3 separate regions of the Homo sapiens genome follow, and all the other regions are linked to region 2. The links are chromatin contacts, found by Hi-C or POLR2A ChIA-PET in ENCODE. All regions are on one chromosome and are shown on one strand. The core of a region is the stretch at or near the end of the contact, and the rest is flanking DNA. Distances in the headings are between cores, read along the strand shown. Region 1 holds the start of PSMD14 (proteasome 26S subunit, non-ATPase 14). Region 2 holds the start of WDSUB1 (WD repeat, sterile alpha motif and U-box domain containing 1). Region 3 overlaps DPP4 (dipeptidyl peptidase 4).

Region 1 (3,909 bases), core at 572-3,071, 2.0 Mb after region 2:
AGGGCCTTCTCAGGCCTATCTTGAGTGTTCACATAACCCTAGACATATGCACACCCTAAGCACCTTCTACAGTCTCAGGAATATGTTAGCGTTTTTCAAAGCCCTATGGACATCTTATTCCCCAGCTAAATACTTTAGTATGGCTGGAGCAAAAGGTGCTCCAAACAAAGTTTAAGGGTTTTTTTTTTTTTTGACCTTTATAATGAATGTTATGGGGAGCCACTAGTGGAATTTTAAATAAAGAAGGAGCATGACTACATATAGCACAAAAATTTTTACCAGTGAGGTGGAGAATGGATTAAAAGGAATCAGACCGAAGGCGGAAAGATCAAAGAGCATTCTAAAAAAGTAGCCTGGGGAACATGGTGAAATCCTGTCTCTACTAAAAAAATAAAATAAATAAAAACATAAATAAAAATTAACTGGGCATGGTGGCAAGCGCCTGTAGCCCTAGCTACCTAGGAGGCTGAAGTGGGAGGGTTGCCTGAGCCCGGGGACGGGATGTTGCAGTGAGCCCAGATGGCGCCACTGCACTCCAGCCTGCGTGACAAAGCAAGACCCTAACTCAAAAATGCATTAATAAATAAATACATATAAAATAAAATAAAATAAAAAAGAAGTGAGGAAGGTCTGAGTTAAGGCCAAAGTGGGGAGTATTTAGAAGGGGAAGTGGTGGATTGGAAAAGCTGTTATGGAGATTACACATTTCATGGTTTCTACAGTGGGGAGAGATGAAAAAGAGGCAAGTGTTCATACTCTTAAGTTTCTGATTAGGAAAATTATTTGGAGGACGGGGCTACTCACCCCCTCCTCCCATAAAAAATGAATAGAGAGGCATAGGTTTGGGGGGGAAGCATAAAGATGTGGATCCAAATATTACCTATGAGTAAAATAATCTTTGTGTTTTTAAAGGTATTAATATCTTAAAGCAATTGTGCTACTCAAATCACAGTTTGGATCCAGGCGCTGTAATCTTTCCTCACCCTCTGTCCAGTAGATTCATCACCATTCTCGATTTAGGAATGCTTTAAAGATGCTTGTTATTTGGAACATATTTGAGAAAGTGACAGGAACGTGGCAAACAAGCTGCCTTAAACAGAGACTGTACCTAGACCTAGAGTGTAATATCAACTTGTCAAGTATATCTTCTGCAACTTTGCTTTTTGAAAGCCTAGCACAAAGTAGATCATGAGTAAAATGTGATTGCCGATAATTACATGGAGAAATGTGAATAAATGACTCTTTAAACCCTGTAAACTAAACTCGGCTTAAAATAGGTGGTTTGAACATTTGGGAAACCTTAGTTTTCCCTGAAATCCAATCCTTGCAAAGCAATAATGACAAGAGGTGGATAAAGCGGACTTACAGAAAAGGGCGTCTTACCGGTCCCCTCTAATCACACCATCCCCCCTCTTTTAAAAAAATTTTCTTCTCAGATAACCAAGTTAAATCTAGCTCAAATGAACCTTTTAGTTTTTGAGGAGGGCAATAATAGTAGTGAACACCAAAACGAAAGGGGATCTGGGCTTCAAAATACTAACAGTTCTATTTCCTAGCCAGTCGTCTCCCGGGCTGGATGTGCCGCCGTCCCAGATCTCAGCGGCGGCCGCAGAGCGCAGAGGTAGGGAGAGAAAAAGGAGGCGTCGGCGGGGCGCGAGCGACCAGGGCGCTAAGTGCCGCCTCACAGTCCTGCCAGAGACAGGAGACGCCGGGCCGCCCGCGCCGTCTGTCCCAAGAGCTCCTCCTGGACATCCGCTTGACTCTCCGTCGTCTCCAATTGGCCGTCGGGGAACGGAAGCCGAAGCAAACTAGTGAACCCGGAAGTGCTTCGCGGCGGAGGCCCGGGCAACTCTTTTGAATGGAATCGGGCTGATTCATCGCCGGTTTGCAGACAGAGCCGCGTCGGGTGTGCGCCGCTGCTGCTGTTGCCTCTGTCTTCGCGTCACCACAGAGGCAAGACAAGGGTCCATATCGCGGCATCCGGCTCCCGCCCGTCTTCAGGTAAGACCCAGAAGGCAGGCCTGGGAGGTCTGGGGAGGCAGCCGTGCTAGGCCGCCGCCAGCCCCGTGCTTTCCTGAGTCACGTTGCCCAGCTGAGTTGCCACAGGAGGCCTGGGCCGCGAGGGAGGAGCCCGGCCTCCTTCATTCTCTTCGCCTGCTCTCAGGGCTCTCTGGCAGGGTCAGGTCTGGATGTCGCCTCCTTTCTCCATTCTTTTCTGTTTGGCCGAATTCACATCATGGGAACCTCTTCCATCTATATAGAGAGAATCCTTGTTTATGGCCTGTTTGTCTGTGCTCTATCCATAGTTGTTAACCGGTCTGCTTTGAAGTTTTTCAAAGCAGACCGGGAAAACAAGGGAGAGAGAGTAGAATTAACTTTCCCATTGAATACGTTTGTTTTATCTCTTGTCCTTCCTGTAAGCCTTAACCCTTTTTCTGTTAGTGTTAGGTTTTCAGCTCCCTCCAAAAAGTAAACAAAAGTCCTGCAGATACACTGCTTTTGGACCTTGAATATCTTAAAAACAAAGTGTGCTACTATGGCTGTTAACTTACTTTCAATATCATACTAATTGAGTAATTGTTGGTAAATTGATTACATTTCTCGTTTTAAGTAAAGTAGAAATCTGCTACCGTATGTTACATCTTGCAACTTAATTTTCCTGGGGATGTAGCTCTGTGTCTGTCAAAAGAAAAAGAATGTAAACTTTTGAGTCTATAAACCTAGTGACTGAAGGAAAAATTCTCGAGAAAATAAATGGTAATATAAGTTGATAAAATATTATGGAAAGGCAGGGGAAAGGGTTTAAAAATGAGCATAAAATAGAGTTATAGTGTGAAAGTGATTTTGTTCCACTGGTCACAAGTGTTTTTTTAGTGCTTCTGACTTAATGTGTTTGAGAAAAGCAGCAAGACATGCACTGATACTGTAGAAATAACAAAAACATGAACACAGTTTTAGTGGAGATGATTAATATAATGGTGGCCTTCCTGTCACGTAAGGCTACCTACCAGCTGACTCATTTGAAGTTTAGAGGTTAAGATATATAGTGGTTCTGAATTAACTACAGTTAAGGTGTGTTTAGTGAAGTGCTATTTAGTGAAAAAGGCTAAATGTTGTCTTGAATTTGTCCCTAAATCTTGCCAAGGGAAGAAAGTTTTCAAGTGATGATCTTTTATTGATGCTTCACCTGTTGACTTTGGGAGTTTTTGGTTTTTTGTTTTTTTTTCAGCCTAAAGTGCTTGGTAAATAATACATTGCCATTTTAATTTAGGCCGGGTGCGGTGGCTCACACCTGTAATCCCAGCACTTTGGGAGGCTGAGGTGGGCAGATCATGAGATGATCCAGCCTGGCCAAGACTAGCCTGGCTAACATAGTGAAAACCCGTCTCTACTAAAAGTATAAAAAAATCAGCCGGGCATGGTGGCACGTGCCTGTATTCCCAGCTACCTCAGGAGGCTGGAGGTGGAACCTGGGAGGTGGAGGTTGCAGTGAGCCAAGATCGCGCAACTGCACTCCAGCTTGGGCAACAGAGTGAGACTTTGTCTCAAAAAAAAGAGAAAAAGCTGAATTTTAATCTGTTTGACATGGGTTCATCTTATTTTCATACTGGCCATGTAAACCATGTGCTTGTTAATATATAGTTTGTGAACCATATGTATGAAAGTCAATAAATATTATTGCTGTTGTTATTGTTATTATCTTAGAAGTGGAAGAGATTAATCTAGTCCTCTTATTTCAGTAACAAGAAGCAACTGTGCTTTTTTAATTTTCAATTTTGTAGTAACGTTCATTTAATAATTCAGTGTCCACCTGTGAAAGCCTTGCCTGAATATCCATGTGATTTCTTGCTCAGGAACTTGTCATATTCCCTGTTTGTTGCAGTCATTTTGACATTTCGTATTCTGCTT
Region 2 (4,381 bases), core at 594-3,093:
CAGTCTTCCGTCTCCATAAAGCGGTTTTCTCAAGCTGAAATGTTCTTGCCTCTGCTCTTGGGATCCTATTTGTCATTTAGATCTCAATTTCAGTGTCTCTCCTCAGAGACGGTTTCCCTATTTAAAGTAGCCACTCCCTAGGCTAGCACATCACTCTATATTCTCAGCAATTACCACCAGCATCGGATATTTGTTAAATTGTCTCCTCCGACTAGGATGTAAATCCCAAAGGAGTAGGTACTTTGCCATCTTGCTCATTTCTGTATCCACACCATGTAAAACTGTCAGGCACCTAATGTACTTAAATAAATATAAGTTGAATATTTATTTTGTTCGAGCCCAACTGAGTTCCAGCCTTTAAATAATCCATATGTAATATGAAATTAGAAAATCTACCAAGACTAAATATATATACACACACAGAAACATAACTGACGGTGGAAAACTGGTGTCAAGTGAGGCAGAATCAGCTCTGAAAGGGGCAGGTATAACCTTGACTTGTAAAATTGATAATCCTTTGTCCTAGTCTTATTTACGGAAACACCTCTACCAAAGAAAAAAAAAGTCTGGGCGCGATGGTGCACACCTGTAGTCCCAGCATTTTGGGAGGCCGAGATGGGTGGAACACTTGAGCCCAAGAGTTTAAGACCAGTCTGGGCAACAAGGCAAGACCCCATCTCTCTAAAAATAAAAATAATTAGCTGGGTGTGGTGGCGAGCACCTGTAGTCCCAGCTACTCGAGAAGCTGAGGCGGGAGCATCACTTGAGCCCCGGAGGTGACGCCGGCGGTGAGCTGTGATTGCACCACTGCACTCTAGCCTGGGCAACAGAGCAGGACCCCATCAATCAATCAAACAAATATTAAGGCATAAGGAGCATGCCTTTCCCTATCTTCATCTTATCCTTTTAGGATAAGTTCAGCTTCTTTTCTTCGAACATAAACTCCAATAAAGCCTAAAAACCAAACACGAAAATTTCTGGTAGACTATCCCTGTACTGCTGTCTTGAAAACAATCAAGACCAGGTGGTGCTTTCTGGAGAGCTCGCAAATCCCAGCTGTGCAAGTGCGCACAGGTGATTTTCCAAACAAACTCCGGCTCCCAGCCCTCTGCCGCACTCAGCTCCCTTTGCAAGTTCCAGGGCATTCAGTGGGAAGTACCGAGGCCACCGTCAGCTGAACAGTTTGTTTTGAAAAAGCTCTCAGGCCTACCCAGGACCTGCCTTGGGGTAGGGGGGGCGGTGTGGGCGTTCCCTCGGGCCTCGGCTGTCACGCGAACAGTAAATTCCCGGGCACACCAGGTCAGTTGGCCAGCGTAAACACATGAATCCCATCTCATTCAAAGCAAACCCGAAAGGTGTCCAGCGCTCCCAAAATAAAGTCCGCCACTTACACCCCCCATGCACGAAAGACCAGGAATGTGCCCCCCTCTATGAGCGGCCGGGCCTCTGTGGACTGAGCGACCCCAGGCAAGAGGGAGGCCTGGGAGGCAGGGAGCTCACCCGCAAGGGGCTTCCTTCCACCCGACGCCGACACGCCCGCCCTAGCCCCGGGCCAAGGGTGCACGAACCACGCCTCGCCGCACTCAAGGTCCCGGTTGGGCCCTGCTGCGCGGTTAGAACCGGGAAATGGAGGGCTCAGACGCCCCGCGCGAGCAGGCCCAGCCGCGCTTCCCCACCTGCCGCCACCGCCGCTGAGCCGGCCCGTGGGCGCGGCCGCTCTCACCTGCAGGAGCGGGGGCGCGCGGGATCCGCCTTCAAGGTGCCCACGGGCGGTGCGGGTCACGTGCCGCGCAGGTGAGGCTGGCGGGGCGGGCGCCGGCGGAGACCCAGAGCAGAGGGAACAGGCCCCGCCCCCGAACGCCCGCGGGGACCCAGAGCGGAGGGAACAGGCCCCGCCCCCCGAACGCCCGCTGTGACCCAGAGCGGAGGGAGTAGGCCCCGCCCCGCGAAAGCCTGTGGAGACCCAGGGCGGAGGGAACAGGCCCCGCCCCCGGGACCGGCCCCTGAGGCGGCGCATGCGCGCTCTTCCGCCCGGACTGCGAGTTCCTCCCCAGCTTCTGGCTCCTAGGGTCAAGGCGATTTCAGGCTTGGAAAGGGACTTCCGTCGCAAATCTTTCTGTTTTTGCTAAAGCTGCGGTCGCAAGGCCTAGTGATCGCCTGAAACGTCGTTTTAAAGGGGCGTTGCATGGAATGTTCGGCCATCCCTGCTGAAAGTTTTTACCTCTTTCTCCAGTTCTCCACCCTGCACTGTGTACTCCGAGGCCGGTCTCCCAGATTGGCCTTCTCTATTTCGGCCACCCTGGGCGGTCCGTGACTTGGCGTCTTCTGCCCTCGCCTCCTCATTCGGGTTCCCCTAGGGGTCTCTCCCGGGCAGGCTGCCTGCCCCGGGCCCCAGCCCTGCCGTTGGGTGGGTATCCTGAGCTCACTGGAACCCCGGGCGCCTTTTCTTCAGCCTTTCCCAGTGCGTCCCACTGGCTCACGGTAGACTGGTTTCCACGTGTCATTGACTACAAAGTGGCCCTGCCAGTGCTTTTTGAGATAAAAATTATCCAGAAAAAAAAAAGTTCCTGAGCAAATTACCACTTGTTAACTAAATGCACAACATAGTGTGGGACTATGTTCAGATGAAAATCAAAGATACAGAGAGCTTTTATTTTTAATCCATGAGGAAACATTAAAAATATATCAGCCTGTGGAGACCGAAGTTACATTTGAAGAGTAATGACCTAAAATGCTCACATTTAAAGATGAAATTGAGACCGTGGGAAACTATTTGCAATGAAAAAGATTAAGGGGAAAGGGAAGATTAAAAATTAGGATTTTGTGAAGTTCTTGTTAATTTTTTAAAATTAGCGGAGTGCATCATGATTGAGACTTTGAACACCAAATTCCATTCCAAAGTATTGCCAAAACAGTATTTTTCTAAAAACAAGTTTTTGATTGTATAAATAATAGAGCTCTCTGTAGGAAACACAGAATATATAACAGGAAAATAAATAGTCAATAATTACACCCCTCAGAGATCACCCACTCAGAGATAACATTTTCTCTCAGTCTTTCAGAAAAACTAATTTTACAAAAAGTCCTGGAAACTGCCTTTTTAAACAAACTTGTGTCATGAGCTGTTCCCATGTCTAAAATTTCATTAGCTTTTTTTTCTACATAATGGTCTACATATAAACATACCATAAATTATTTAACATTTTCCCTGTTGCTGGATGGTTTCAACAATTTTGATCTTAGTGTAGATAATGCTGGATTAAATATCTTTGTACCTAAATCTTTTTCTTTTAGCCTCAATATATTACCACGTTATGTACATAAATCTTTTTCCATATTTATGAATATGTACTTAGGATAAAAATTGAAATGGAGGCCAGGTGCGGTGGCTCACGCCTGTAATCCCAGCACTTTGGGAGGCCAAGCTGGGTGGATCACCTGAGGTCAGGAGTTCAAGACCAGCCTGGCCAACGTGGTGAAACCCCATCTCTACTAAAAATAGAAAAAAATTAGCCAGGCATGGTGGCACGCACCTGTAATCCCAGCTACTCAGGAGGCTGAGACAGGAGAATCTCTTGAACCCAGGAGGCTGAGGTTGCAGTGGGCAGAGATCTCCCCATTCCACTTCCAGTCTGGGGGATAGAGTGAGACTTTGTCTCACAAAAGAAAAAAAAGGAAATGGAATCACTGGGCATAAAGGTGTAGACAGTTTTAATAAGTATTACCATACTGCTCTTCAGAGAGGTTGTACAGTTTACACTCTCAGCAATATGTAGTTGTGTTTGTCTCTCCACTTTCTTGTCAAACTTGAGGGATACCTTTTTTATCTACACTAATTTGTGTGTGGGTTTTTTTGTTTGTTTGTGAGATGGAGTCTTGCTCTGTCGCCCAGGCTGGAATGCAGTGGCAGGATCTTGGCTCATTGCAACCTCTACCTCCCAGGTTCAAGTGATTCTCGTGCCTCAGACTCCCAAGTAGCTGGGATTACAGGCGCCCGCCACCGCGCCCGGCTGACTTTATGTATTTTTAGTAGAAACAGGGTTTCACCATGTTGGCCAGGCTGGTCTCGAACTCCTGACCTCAAGTTATCCACCCGCCTCAGCCTCTATCTACACTAATTTGATAAGCCAAATTGGTTATAATATTCTTTAAGTAAAATATATAAAAGAAGCCCGTGACTACACCTGCCAGTAGTTTAGCACCATGACCTCATGTCCAGTATAGTCAGCTTTGCCTGTCCTACAGAGACAGGCAGTTTCAAAGATAGAAGCCTCATTGAGGCTGGTCTCCAGAGATCTAACTACTTTAACACTCTGTCCTGTACCAGTTCACTCTACAAATCTATAAATTCTTATAAATGTATCTTTATAAATTCTGTTTC
Region 3 (4,014 bases), core at 522-3,021, 2.7 Mb after region 2:
GGTTTACTTTTGTTGGAGTTCATAAAAATTGTGTGTGTGTGTGTGTGTGTGTGTGTGTGTGTGTGTGTATGATTCACAGAAAACAAATCCTGGCAGTTTTTTTCACAGTTTTATACAAAAATTTGCAGCCCAGATGCACTTTTCTTTACATAATTGAATTTAAATCTCTCCAGATGTTTTTCAGTTTGGGAGAGTCTGCCCCTGCAATGGAGAAAGATAAGGGCATGAAAAACTTCTGAGTAAGGGCTTAGAAATGTCTCCGGGCCCCCTACCTGAGAACTTAAACACCATTCTCTAAATAAATCCCTTCTTATGCTGGGTGTTGATTAGTTAGCTCAGTACCGTGCACTCAATAGAAATAAATTTTTCCTTGATGGATTAAGAAGTCTTCTTTGCCACAAAACTGTGTTCAGAGATGGAATCCAGGTAAAGAAATAAGAAAAATATTGTATGCACCTATTTCTTAATATTAGCCTGACATCAAAAGAAATTTTTTTTTACTTAAAAATACCTGACAAATGGAACTCAAATTTTTAGCATTGTGGGTGGTTGCAGACCTTTGCATTAACCTATCTTGATTTTGACAGTCTTTGTGTTTTCATGTAATATGTCCTAGGTTGCCCTAAGTTAAGCAGTGCTAGAAAAAAATTAAAATAGTTTTCAACTCATCTTTTCCACGTAAACTTTGTAAAATTGAAGGAGGCAGACATACAGCAATGTGCAACAGATCATTCATGTATAATTTGATCAACCTTTACAAAGTGAATGTATCCTTGAAATCATGGCCTGTGCATATTATCAGAAGCCTCTAAGGCATTTCCCTCTTTGCAAAGGGACAAAAGGAAATGTTTTTCTTTTATTGAATTCCATAAAAATTTCACTGAACTTTTGCCTTGTTTTTATCTTTACATAAATTGCATCTTGCAGGATGTACACTTTTGTGTCCAGCTTCTTTCATTCAACAGTATATGCAATTCATCCATGTTGTTATGCTTAGCTCTTTTTAGTTGCTGCAATAGTGTGTGCCACTGTATAAACGCACTATTTCTCAATACTTATTTAACTGGGGTTGTATATAGTAGATCCTTAATTTTGTAATTTTAGGACTTTTGTTGGTCAGATTTGAGAGACCCTGGAAACTATGCCCTCTCTCATAGAGGAGCGATCTGGATAGATACAAGTTTATTTTTAAAATATCAAAGCCTCACTCTCAAACAAATGTATCCCCTGTTTATTCTAAATCTCTATTTTTTAATTGTTAAGGAAAATAGCTAATCATTAACTTTAGTAAAAGAGAATTTCTTTCCTCAGGAATCCTTAATCAATTGTCATCTTCTCCTCTCTCCATCTATTTCATCATTCATGGATCCTTCTGCATTTCCTAGTCTATGATTTCATAACATTATTTTCAACCACCCTCCCTATTATGCTTCCCCAGACATCCATGCTGTTGGTTACAGAAACTCAAAGTTACATTTCCCACATACCAGTTGAATGTAATTAAATATAAGAGTCAGAATGAGACTGGATTCAAATCCTGATTCACTTTGGCAAGCTACCTAACCTAATAGTCTCTATTTATTTAATTAAAATATGGGGTAAGAACACCCACCTCTCGGGGCTTCAGCGACAATGCCTGCAGGTAAAGCACTTCTCATGCAACATGCATCTTATGAGTAACCATCATTGATTGTTAACATCTCTTGAGCCAGATCACATCTAGTTATAGTCCCATAAGTGAAGAGCACAAGAATGAGATGTGGTTCATACGTAACAGAGCCCTTATACATAGTACCGATGATGGTTGTGCTCCACAATTTTCCCAAAATAGCAGAGTCACCCTCATCCAGACTGTAGGAGCTACTCCTAGGACTTCAGAGTTGTCACTGCCTATGACGTAAATGTACACTGAAGGAAATGTACACAGTATCCTTGACTGTGAAGGAATGGGCTTGGCTTGTTTAGTCAGATGTTTACTAGGGTACATTTATTCCTCAGTTTGTCCCCGAGTCTGATGAATTTTGATTTTCTGTTCTTAGAATGTGGTAGGACATATGCCAACTCCCTTTCTAGAGTCTCATACAGAGAGGAATTTAGGAAATGCTTTTTTTTTGAACTTCATATCAATCTATAATGTAATATATTGTTATTTAAACATAACATCTTCACTAAAACCTACCGTAAGGATAAAAGATTACAAATTCATCCCAGAACACTTTAAATTATTTACACTTTACAGCTTTAAAATGTAAATTTTAAAGGGGAAAAAAAATCAGATGACCTTTGACTTCATCTCCTAGTCACTCACCTGGCTGCTTCAATTTGATCTTCAACTTCAAATGTTCCCAGTCTTCTGTTGATTGCATGCATGATCTTATCTCCTTGGTAACCACTTCCTCTGCCATCAAAGCTAGCTACTATAATGTTTTCTGTGCTTGCAAGGTAAGTGGCCCAGTTCAGTCTGAAGACAGTGTCTGCTTTTTGACTACATGGGCCTGCATACCTATGAAAAATACCAAATTGTTAGCTTTCATGGTTTTCTGGAATCAAATGAGGAATGCTTACATTTCTCTTCTCCGTGGAGAAGTATGCATCCTTCCCAATCATGAGCCTTAAACTGTGCCAGCCTATGGGGTGTCCAGAATGAGTCCTCTAAAACTTAGCAACACAACTACCATGGTTGTATATTTCCTTCAAAGATACTTGTCAGTTTTGTCTTTGAAGATAGTTATCAAACACAGACTTCATAGGCCAAGATTTTAGAAGTATTAATGTAATCTTGGAAATCAAAGAAATAATTTCTCTAATAGTTAAGAAGGGGGAGTTGTGGTATAAAAAAAATGATGATGACAACAATAAATGCAGCTTTGGATATCTTTCCATCTCAGCTTAACACAATACTCCTGGACTGCAAGTTTATTTCCTTCTTTAAGGACTTTGACTTCTGCATCATATGCTTTGCATTTCCCATAGCACCCGGCACAGTCTTGCTCACAATGACTGTAAATCATTGTGGAATGGACTGCAGTATGAATGAATGCTAACATTTAAAACTTCAGAGGAAGAAACAGGTTGCATTGGAAAACGGGCATGTCATTGGGCATTCTATATACTAACAAGTTTAACTCCCTTGTATCTGCAATCTTCACAGGCTACCATCTACCCTACACAGAGCTGTGTGCACAATCTCTGTAAAGCTCTGTAAAGCACTCTCATTTCTGCTTGTTAATCAAGAGGAGCTCCTTATAGCTCATCTCAATTCATTTAAATATGTCATCTTTGCACCATCTACACAACTCCTGGACATGGATACTCTCCAATAACTTATTCCCTCCCCAGCCCATCTCTCCACTCATCTGCTTACTGTCCCTGCACAGGATAGGACAAGTTCTGCTTACATGCCTTTGCTAATGTTTTCCTTCTACTTAGGGAGGTCAGTCAAAAGAACTTTCGTTTTAAACAAAACACTATAACATTCTAACTTTAAACAGGAAAATGCATTCATGCATTTCTTGAGCTAGCAAATATTTTTTCACATGTGAAATGCCTTGCTCCTCTCAATTATATTAAATTTGGTAGATTAAGAGCTTGCCTTAATATTAGGTATATATATCAAGTTCCCTAACCCCAAGATTAAACAAGATTATTTTTTAAAATAGAAAAAAAAAAAAGACCCTAAAAGAGAGGAAAAGGAAAATAACTGAACAGAAATATGTATTAAATTTACCATTTTTTAAAACCTTTTCTAATGGAGATCAAATCGTTACTTACTAGGAAGTCAAAGAAGATAAAAATATCACTCAAAAGGATGCTTTTTTAGCATTGGAGCCGAAGCCTAAAACAAATTAGTGTCACGAATGAATTGACTTCATTTGTTACAATTATTTTACTTGAAAAGAAATCAGATAACACATCTGGAATTTTAAAATATGTATCTTTTCCTTTCTTTGTGCTTTTATGTGTGGTTTTCATGAAACTGTGAATATAGTGGATCAAAGCTGTGTCTGATACTAA

What was found. A loop is a pair of places that touch in the nucleus more often than their neighbours do. ChIA-PET counts read pairs that join two places held with the same protein, here RNA polymerase II (POLR2A). Pooled maps may share reads with other maps.
Region 1: a map of CD8-positive, alpha-beta T cell shows a loop between it and region 2 (6-fold over the local background). The contact joins the promoter of PSMD14 here to the promoter of WDSUB1 in region 2. A Hi-C loop is called at or near these places in 3 of 168 maps with a recorded cell type or tissue (CD4-positive, alpha-beta T cell, CD8-positive, alpha-beta T cell and naive thymus-derived CD4-positive, alpha-beta T cell), 1 of 37 single-sample maps with no recorded cell type and 12 of 50 pooled maps. POLR2A ChIA-PET finds 5 or more read pairs at or near these places in 1 of 52 experiments (OCI-LY7).
Region 3: a map of transverse colon shows a loop between it and region 2 (27-fold over the local background). The contact joins the enhancer-like site here to the promoter of WDSUB1 in region 2. A Hi-C loop is called at or near these places in 2 of 168 maps with a recorded cell type or tissue (naive thymus-derived CD4-positive, alpha-beta T cell and transverse colon) and 4 of 50 pooled maps. POLR2A ChIA-PET finds 5 or more read pairs at or near these places in 1 of 52 experiments (OCI-LY7).

The regions. Positions count from the first base shown.
Region 1 is chr2:161,306,604-161,310,512 of GRCh38, forward strand. It overlaps PSMD14 (proteasome 26S subunit, non-ATPase 14), which reads left to right and starts at 1,822. Exons shown (of 12, transcript NM_005805.6): 1 at 1,822-2,001. RefSeq lists an enhancer at 1,690-2,149.
Region 2 is chr2:159,284,860-159,289,240 of GRCh38, forward strand. It overlaps WDSUB1 (WD repeat, sterile alpha motif and U-box domain containing 1), which reads right to left and starts at 1,844. Exons shown (of 11, transcript NM_001128212.3): 1 at 1,724-1,844. RefSeq lists silencers at 1,678-2,117, 1,804-1,973.
Region 3 is chr2:162,009,485-162,013,498 of GRCh38, forward strand. It overlaps DPP4 (dipeptidyl peptidase 4), which reads right to left. Exons shown (of 26, transcript NM_001935.4): 20 at 2,309-2,503. Among named protein-coding and RNA genes, the nearest start is that of DPP4, 63 kb to the right of the region's middle. Within about 2 kb of position 1,772, at least 4 of the 41 ENCODE cell types and tissues checked have a DNase peak (open chromatin) inside an H3K27ac peak, as active enhancers do; they include transverse colon, where a contact is called at or near this core.